Regions from separate parts of the Homo sapiens genome. Here regions 1 and 2 are each linked to region 3. A link is a contact called in ENCODE Hi-C or POLR2A ChIA-PET data. All regions are on one chromosome and are shown on one strand. Each heading gives the region's core, a stretch centred on a gene start or an enhancer-like site at or near the end of the contact. The rest is flanking DNA. Distances are from core to core; before and after follow the strand shown.

Region 1 (3,241 bases), core at 35-2,534, 1.3 Mb after region 3:
CATCTCCCAGTTACTAGGCCAGTGTACTTTCTCTTAGGGTCTGTCTCACCTAGAAATAACTAAATTGAAATTTGTTAATATTGTTGTATATAGATACTTTTATTTTAATTTTTTCTTAATATCTTAAAAAGTATAAAGTAAAATGTTTAAGTGCCTGTTAGTATATTTTATTAGTCAACAATGGTTCAAAGCTAAAACTCTTGGATTTTAGTACATGTGGAATAAAAGCAAATCTAACCTTTGTTCCTTTGCAGCACCAGCATTGGATGTTGATTGGCAGAGCAACAACACCTTTGCTTCTTGTAGTACAGATATGTGCATTCATGTCTGTAAATTAGGACAAGACAGACCTATTAAAACATTCCAAGGACATACGGTAAGAAACCTTTTTTCCACATTAAAGTGGTCATGATTAACAAGTAATGTTTCAGAATAGTTTTAAAGTATGTATGTTTAATATTCAAGTAGCTACCCAGTCTATACAATGAAAATGTGAATATTTACTATTATTTTTAGAATGAAGTAAATGCTATCAAATGGGACCCAACTGGCAATCTCTTGGCCTCCTGTTCTGACGACATGACTTTAAAGGTAATTTGCTTAGTAGGGAGAAATGGGTTGGCGGTGTCACACAGTATGGTTGCTCTGGCCATTTTAAGACCATTTAGAATGTCTGTCTTACATGGAGTGTTTGTACCTGCATGAAAACTCCAACATTTTAAATGGCTAACCATTGTTTTTTAAATTTTATAGTTTCTTTTCTGAAATACATAAAACTATTTGAATGTAGCAAATTATATTAAAATGATGGCTTGTGATACAATGAGACATATGATACCCTATTAGTTAGGGCTCTCCAGAGAAACAGAACCAATAAGAAGATGGATGGATGGATGGATGGATGGATGGATGGATGAGAGATTTACTGTGAGAAATTGACTCACGTGATTATAGAGGCTGAGAAGTCCCACAGTCTGCTGTCTACAAGCTGGAGACCCATGAAAGATGGAGGTGTGGTTCCATTCCAGGGCCAGAGAAGGAGTGCCAATGGTGTAAGTCCCAGTCCAAGAGCAGAAGACCAATATACCAACTCAGCAGTCAGGCTGAGGCAGAGAATTCTTGCTTCCTTGGCGGTTTTGTTCTGTTTAGAGCCTCACTGGACTGAGTGATGCCCCCCCCGCCGCCCATTGGGGAGGGTGGCAGTCTGCTTTTCTCAGTCAGCTAAGTTAAATGCCTGTCTCAACTGGGAACACCCTCAGACACAGCCGGAAATAATGTCTCACCAAATATCTGTACCCTGTGACTCAGTCAAGAAGACAGATAAAATTAGACATCACCAATAGTAAGAAAGGTCATGCTATAAATTGTCTTCACCATTAGAAAGTCATATGTTGAGGCAATTAAAGTTTATTTGCAATTAAAGTTTATTTGCATATGTAAAGATTTGACTTAATAAGTACTCAAAATCTTTGTAGCATTCATGGATTTGATTGGAATTCTTTGCGTTGTATTAATTTGATTTTGCTGTGGTATGACTATGTATCACCATTGCTGGGAAACTGATACATAGCAGAGAATCTCTCAGTGAGCGAGCCTAGTTGACATACCAACATCCACATCTCAACATGGATCTCTGTTTTTCTTGTTGTATGACTAAAAGCAAAACTGCTGTCTCGCACCTAAGCACACCAGATTCCTCATTTGGGGAAAAAAGCATTTGGAGATAAAGAACAACGTAATACTTATTTCCAAAATAAATGAAGCTTTGAGCCCTCTCCTGCAACAGCTAACCCTCTACTGAAAACAGTTTTATCCTTGACTTTGCAGTACCAAGGACTGCAGATGTGATGACCGTTACAGATATGAAAATCATGAGGGAAAACTGATTTTCCTGCTACTATGAACAGATTAAATTTAACTTTGCGAAACTTGTGAGGTTTTCTCCTTTAAGTATCTGCTATGTTTTTAGACAGTTCTTCTTAAGTCTGGGCTCCCTTACAAAATTGCTAGTATTAATACTCTTCTTAATGCTTTCATCTTTGGCTTTTCCTTATGTGCACACGTATTAATGCTTATAACATGAAAAAAACTTCTTCTGGAACTGTGTGTGACACATATGAGGAAATGACAGAAGGGCAGTGTCCAGAGGGCCTTGTGCCACATATTGAGTTGAAGCTGGAGAGAGGTTAAAACTAGAAATTGTTAGAGAGCTTTTCTTCATCCTAAGAATGTTTAAATGTCACAAAGGATTTTAAAGCAAAAACTAGGATGGATGGATAATGTGTAATGGGCCGTTTTCTGAGAAGAGGGAATGCCAGATGGAATGAGAAGGTGACGCTGAGTCATGCGAATGGAGGAGATAGGTGGGACTGATGCTTAGAGAACTGTAAGCTCAAGATTAAAAACTGGGAATTCTCAGCAGATAGGTGGTCTTTAAAATCCTTGGGCATGGCCAGGCCTGGTGGTTCACTGTTGGGGTTCAATCAGGCTGGTGGGAAAAATATTAGAGATAGTTATAGAAATAGACACATATCTTCTTGGAAAACTGAGAAGTAACTTCAGTAATAGATCTGGCTGAACGCGGCCTGGTTCCTTTACCTTTAGTTAAACAAATTAAACTAGTAATAAAGGAAGGCAGGGTAGTTTACCTAGCTAGCTTGTTTACTCATATAATATTAAGACTAACCTTTGATGTGCCATGGGTGCTTAAGTGCTTTTTACTTGGGAAGTCCACAATGTCAGTTACCCTCTAATGGTGTTGACTCAAGCCTTTGTGAATTAATCTTACTGAATAAATTTGAGTCTCACTAGCGGATAGGGCCATGGTCGCAACTGTTTACAGAACTCTCCAGGGAGTCTGTAAATGGCTCGGACACCCTCAGCTGGACTGGCGAAACAGGATATCTGTGTGTTAGTGTACTTTATTCATCCATTGCTGGGTCAGGGTCTGCAGGCAGACACCCACAGCTAGTGCCCCCATGTTGCCACAGCTCATGCCTATAATTAAAGCACTTTGGGAGGCCGACGTGGGCAGTTCACTTGAGGTCAGGAGTTCAAGACCAGGCTGGTCAACATGGTGAAACCCCATCTCTGCTAAATATACCAAATTTAGCCGAGCGTGGCGGCAGGTGCCTATAATCCCAGCTACTCTGGAGGCTGAGGCAGGAGAATTGCGTGAACCCGGGGGACGGAGTTGCAGTGAGCCAAGATTGTGGTGCTGCACTCCAGCCTGGGCAAGAGA
Region 2 (2,826 bases), core at 165-2,664, 1.4 Mb after region 3:
TATTTAAAAACTCTATGGCTGCAATTTAATTCTAACAATCTTACTTGCTCTCAAGAGAATATTGTCAATTTCAAATAAGAATCACAAACTCCGAAAGACCAGTGGAGTGGGAATGAGGAGTGGGCAAGAGAGGTACATACAGGGTTGAAGAGAAATACAACTCTTTAGGAAACCAAAATCAGATGTATTATTACAGCTAAGGACAAGGGAAGGTCTATGACTTTTAAAAAATGGCTTTTCTTCCAGTACCATACAAGTCTGACAGAGAAACGTGGAACAAGTTGCCTGTCTTAAAAGGACAGAGATGACATTTTCAGACACCTTCAAGTGCAAACAAGTGGCTCTTTCCATTGAGGATTCAGCAGTGAAGTTATGATATCTAGCCCAGAAGCTAAATGTTGGATTTGCAAATACAGTTTATTTTATATAATTCAACATCATAAACAGCAGGCATCTGCTGCTCTGCTTACTGCCCCCTGCCCCGGCCAGTTTTCCCCTCCCCTGTGCAGACTCTGTAGAGGAAGCAGTGATGCAGCCCTATGGCTTTGAAGTGAGATGAGTTCTTCTAATTCCGCTATGAGCTCATTCTTGTCAAACTCTTCCAGACCCTGCAGGTCTTGAAATCGTTGTTAAAATCTCCTCTGCAAGTTCTTGCTGGTCAGCAACATCCTGCATTAACTCCTCGACTCGACCCGTGGCGTCCTGGGGGTCAGGCCGCCCTCGTAAGCCTTACTCCCTCCCACCCCAAACAGCTTCCTGGATACCTGAACACTGATTTGGTTGCTGTTCCAGTGTCTGCTTCCAGACCCCTCCAATATTTCTTAAAGTATATTTCATTTCTTTAAGGTTTTCAGGGACCCATTTTCTTCCCTTATTTTTGCTCCATATTTTTATGCCTGCATAATTCTTGTCCTACTGGCCAGATTGTAGCTTTTGGGAGTGAACAGTAAGAATGGAATGCCTTGAATTTGCATTGGGCGAGCTGGAGATTAAATTTATTTTCTTTCCTCTATAAGGCCCCAATTTGTGTGTGTGTGTATTTTAGTAAGAATGCAGTGCCAGCCTCACACCTTAATGTACTGTAAAATGTCTCATTTACCTGTCCTCTTTTTTTGGCTGTTTTTCCTTTTCCTTTTTTACACCTGTTTGCTCCACATGATTCCAAAGAGATGAGAAACAATTTATTTGAGCTTTTGTGTTGCTTATTGTCAGTCTGAAAAACAATTGCCAATAAACTGTATTGATTCATATCATTAAACATACATGGACTCACACATACACACGCAATCAAATTTTAGTGTGACCAAATTGCAAAATATGTCTTCAGCATGGTTGCCTTGTCAGTGACCAGCTGAGACTGCTGATACAGGGCCCAGCATACGTATGCTCCTTGGCTGTACTGACCAGCTGGCATGTGGCACCATGCTGGCACAGGGTCCTGTCAGTCAGCCCCACAGGCATGCCATTCACCCAGAATTAGAACCAAAGGGAAGATCTTTTTTTTGTACACTGTTAGCAGAAGTGACCTTTCCCAATGGCTTAGAATAATTTTGTAAGTGCGAAGGAGAGCCATTTATTAGCATAAGTTCTTCAACAGCCTTATTTAAGGCTAGAACCCGGTGATTTTTAATTGCAAATATTGGCTGTGAATTGCTGGAAGGTGTAATAATGTTATTCCTGTTTTGAAATTCCATTACACAGGACTGAGTCAAAGAGCGTCTGTGAGTCACCTGAATTTCTCTCCTGGGCAGCCACACATTTGATTTTGAATCATTGTGCTGCCTTGGATCCAAGGAGAGGCCCACTGTTGTTTTCACCTCTAGCCCTTGTCATCCTCTCTAGTTCTGTTTTAATGATGAGGGATGGTAAACTGGGCTGGGAATCAAGAGATGAATATTTGGACTACATTTCTACCGCAATGAGTTGCATGACCTGTGATTAGATAGGCTGGGATTTAATGGTAATTCACTGAAAAATTGCCATACCAGTTATCACCATGTCACCCAAAGATGTCCAGGATTTAGGATTTATCATTCATTTAATAGTCACAACAAACAAAACAAAATACACTCAAGGCCAAATCCACATCTGGTTGGGAATCCTAGTATCTCTGTGGTGGGGGTAGGGTTAAACTGTTCCTGGCACATTTTTCTTTGCTTTCCTAACCTTGATTTCCTGCTTCTGTTAAATTCTTATTCCCTGTTTGCATCTCACCTCCTGGCCATTTTTTTTCCTTTTCTATTTTTGTCATTAATTCCATATATGGAAGACAACTTTGTCTTTAATTTTCCACCAATTTCTTTTACCCAAGACAGTGTATCTTGCAGATTTTTACTGAAAGTCTGGCATAAAGTGTGTGTATGTGTGTGGGCGGGTGGGTGGTGGTGCTAGAAGTTGAATTGCATATTCCCCTAACCCCAAATTCATGTGTTTATGTTTTAATCTTCAGTACCCCAGAATGAGACCGCATTGAGAGATAAGGGTCTTTAAAGAGGTAATTAAAGTTAAATGAAATAATTGAGATGGGCCCTAATTCAATATGACATGTGTCCTTATAAGAAGGGGAGATTTGGACATGGACACACAGAGAAAAAGAACATGTGGAGACCCAGGAAAAAGCCATCTCCAAGCCAAGGAGAGAGGTCCCAGAAGAAACCCACCTTGCCAACACCTTGATCTTAGGCTTCTGGACTCCAGATTTGTGTTGTTTAAGCCACTCAGTCTGTGGTAATCTGTTATGGCAGCTCTAGCTGACTAATACAGCAGGGAGATCTCAGAATAGAACACTGCATGGGAAACAATTTAAAATGGAAGAGTAGCCATCTT
Region 3 (3,054 bases), core at 25-2,524:
ATTCAGTGTTTTACCACATTGTATGGCAGGCAAGCATTGGTTAACTAGGCCAGTGCCCCTACTGCACTGTGAACCTGGAGGGCCAGACTGTGTGTTTTATTTCCAAACCCCTAAATCCAAGCATAGATAAGACCCAAAGCTAGATACTTATTATTCCTAACCTCGATATTTTTTCTGAGTCCATATAAATGACACATCCAGATAGGCAATTGCATTACTGTGTAAATGATCCCTTCATCATTGATAAGACAGAGACCCAGTTCAAATGTACTTTCTAATTGCTTGATTTGGGCAAACCACTCATTTTCTCTGTGTTTCTGTTGATTCTTCTAAATGAAAATAATAGCACTTACTTTGGCTTAAAGGTGGATATATTTATCTAAACAATAGATTACATGCAAATGCAAGATGTTTTCATTATCATCTGCTAATGTTTTTTCTTTTTTTTTCTTTTTCTTCTAAGAAAAAAGAATGGGAGAGGGAGTTGTGTCGTGAAAGACACACACAGGTTCTTTTAGAGCTGGAAGAGAAATTGAAGTTAAATCTGCCAATCTCTAAAGTTTACAGATGGGAAAAGTGAGATCCAGCACAACACAGGCTTGCTGGAGTCATGTGGACCATGGGTAGCAAAGCCAGAAGTGCTTTCTGGCCAGTTCCCAGCCAACTGTGATAGCTGGTTGCTTCTCCTAGCAAGATTAGCAATGAATCCTAGGCAAATAAATGTTTAAAAAGTACCATTGATTCTATACCTGCCAACCAATTTCCAGGGCTGGCAATCTGGCCTCTAGGGGAAGGGACAGTCCTGTGGGGGAATATTACAACTGGGAAGCTTCCTGACATGGAGGCACCATTAACATTCAGATTGTTTTCACAGAGGGTAGGCTGTGTTTGGTCTGCCAAGGGGAGAAGGAGGAAGCAACAAAATTCTGATTTCTCCTATTTCCTACTATTCTTTGTGTCATGTTTACAGTGCAGGGGGTGGATAGGACAGACTGGCATCTCTCCTGATGCCACCTCCCTCCATGGAGCCCCCCGCCAAGGCTCACTAGCAGTCCTGTGAGATGAAGATTTTATGCTGGTATCCTGGCCGGCTTCCATCTGGCCAAAGGTATTTTATCTAAATATTTCCAAGGCGCCTATCTCTGCAGTATTGAAGTGCTCAATTAGATATGGCCTAAGTCTCTGAAGCATATCAGTGTGCACTGCTGAACAGCTGCTGCATTCCAACAGAGGGTGAAGTCATCTCTATATATAGAGCATGGCAAGCTGTTTGGAACTGAGGCAGATTTAAGCAGGCAAATGCACACCTGAGTTATAAGTCAGTCACCTGCCCAGAGTGACAGAAGGGTCTGGAAAAATCTCTACTTCCTTAAGTGGTGACTAGCAAGAAGACCACAGGGTTACTTTTTCAGCTATATTTTTTTTTCTGTAGTTTACAGACTCTCTTTTTTTTTTCTATCAACTCCACAATAGAGAAAATCATGATCTACAAAACTGGCTTTATTTTCTGCCATGATTTTCTCTTAACAATCTGTGATTTGTTTATTGATAAGAAGTTTGACATATATTAGCTGGTATCCAGGGGAGTATTGTCATCCTTTAAATAGCACTGTAGGAATTAAGGCATTGTGTACTTCTTCATTTAATATCTATCTTCCCTATTGGATTGTAAGCTGCTAGCTCTTGGCACAACAGAGTGAAATAAATATATAAGTTATGACCATTTATAATCTTCTTGGAGTGTGATTCTCTGGTTCCAACTAAAAGACTATAATTATTGCTCCTTCCAAAGTAATCTGGAAATCTACTAAATCCTTGGGCTAGTTCTGAGAGATATATTGCTATTAATATGGTGACTGATACGTGTCATTGGAAGGGTCCTGGAAGGTCATCTAGATCTCTACCTCATTTGAATAAACATAAGTTGCTTTGGTTTGGGGACAGGGAGACAGGGACAGGACAAATAGCTAATTGTGCAAAAATGCTTGGAAATGACTCAACCACTTAATACCTGTGTTAATCTGGGAAAATCGCAGAAGCACAATGGGCTTAAGTTCTGTCATCTAAAAATAAAATAAAATAAATAAATGGAAAAGAAAAACCTCATCCGAATTCCAATTCCCACCCAGGGCTACAGGGAGGATCTCCTTCAGAAATGTGTCTGAAAATGCTATGCAAATTATATCGCACTCAGACATGAGAAGCATATTCTTATTTTTATTACTGTGTCTTATCTGTCAGAAAAGGTCAGATGGTCACATGAGCATTCCAATTCTGGTCAGCTAGAGGCAACAGCTCCATTTCAGCCATTTCTTCTTGAGCAACTGTAATGGAGCAGCTGTAATGGTGTATCAAGCAAACAGGCAGGTGAGAGAGAGATTCCTGGGAAAGTTCAGTTTCTGGCTTCTGGTATTGCAAATCACCTGAGCAGAGAATCACTGAGACTTCCTCTCATCCCTCTTCACTCTGTCCCTTAGCAGGTAGCGACTGTATCTCATTTCATGATGTCAGAAGCCACCAAAGGTCAAAAAGCACCTAAATGAGGAACACCAGACTAGAACATTCCATTTATGACCAATGCCTTGCTTATCCCACAGCTCTGTTATCAGTTATTGAAGCTACAGCATCTCTGTGGGGATGGGGAGATAAATTACTTCCTGGGGTTATACTCTGTCTTGGCTGTCAGGACTCAGATTCCTATATGATGAATTTATAAACTGAACTTTGACTTCTGTGAAGCAGGCAAGATGCAAATCCTTGCTAGTGCTGATCTGTGGGACATGCCTAGTTTTTCATTGATTGGTTATTAAATCGAGCCAGGATGATGTAAGCACATGCTACAAGAAATGTGAATCAAGGAGCCCAAAGCAAAGAAGACCTCTTGGGATGAACAACTTCCTTAAATCGGTTATAAAATTCTGCCATGGGTCATGAAACTCTATTCTGTGTAGAGAATAACCCAAATAGGTGAATGCATTGCTAGGGCTAATACTTCTTTTTTAAGTTCCCTGAAGGCATAGATGACAGCATGTAAGTCTTCGTTGTCCCTTAATT

Evidence for each region. Hi-C counts contacts between places; a loop is a spot of excess contacts on that map. ChIA-PET counts read pairs that join two places held with the same protein, here RNA polymerase II (POLR2A). Pooled maps may share reads with other maps.
Region 1: a loop to region 3 is called in a map of right cardiac atrium, with 3 times the contacts of the local background. The contact joins the promoter of TBL1XR1-AS1 here to the enhancer-like site in region 3. A Hi-C loop is called at or near these places in 22 of 168 maps with a recorded cell type or tissue (CD4-positive, alpha-beta T cell, CD8-positive, alpha-beta T cell, Right ventricle myocardium inferior and 11 more) and 8 of 50 pooled maps. POLR2A ChIA-PET finds 5 or more read pairs at or near these places in 1 of 52 experiments (CD4-positive, alpha-beta T cell).
Region 2: a loop to region 3 is called in a map of cardiac septum, with 2.1 times the contacts of the local background. The contact joins two enhancer-like sites. A Hi-C loop is called at or near these places in 1 of 168 maps with a recorded cell type or tissue (cardiac septum) and 2 of 50 pooled maps.

Annotation. Positions count from the first base shown.
Region 1 is chr3:177,035,448-177,038,688 of GRCh38, reverse strand. It overlaps TBL1XR1-AS1 (TBL1XR1 antisense RNA 1), which reads right to left and starts at 1,284. Exons shown (of 4, transcript NR_174966.1): 1 at 945-1,284; 2 at 239-327. It overlaps TBL1XR1 (TBL1X/Y related 1), which reads left to right. Exons shown (of 16, transcript NM_024665.7): 11 at 255-376; 12 at 517-591. RefSeq lists an enhancer at 110-1,309.
Region 2 is chr3:176,949,904-176,952,729 of GRCh38, reverse strand. No RefSeq gene overlaps it. Among named protein-coding and RNA genes, the nearest start is that of TBL1XR1-AS1, 86 kb to the left of the region's middle. Within about 2 kb of position 1,414, at least 6 of the 41 ENCODE cell types and tissues checked have a DNase peak (open chromatin) inside an H3K27ac peak, as active enhancers do.
Region 3 is chr3:178,318,736-178,321,789 of GRCh38, reverse strand. The region is part of intron 2 of LOC105374235 (a long non-coding RNA gene); the gene reads left to right. Among named protein-coding and RNA genes, the nearest start is that of LINC01014, 99 kb to the left of the region's middle. RefSeq lists a silencer at 1,623-1,823. Within about 2 kb of position 1,274, at least 6 of the 41 ENCODE cell types and tissues checked have a DNase peak (open chromatin) inside an H3K27ac peak, as active enhancers do; they include dorsolateral prefrontal cortex, heart right ventricle and left ventricle myocardium inferior, where a contact is called at or near this core.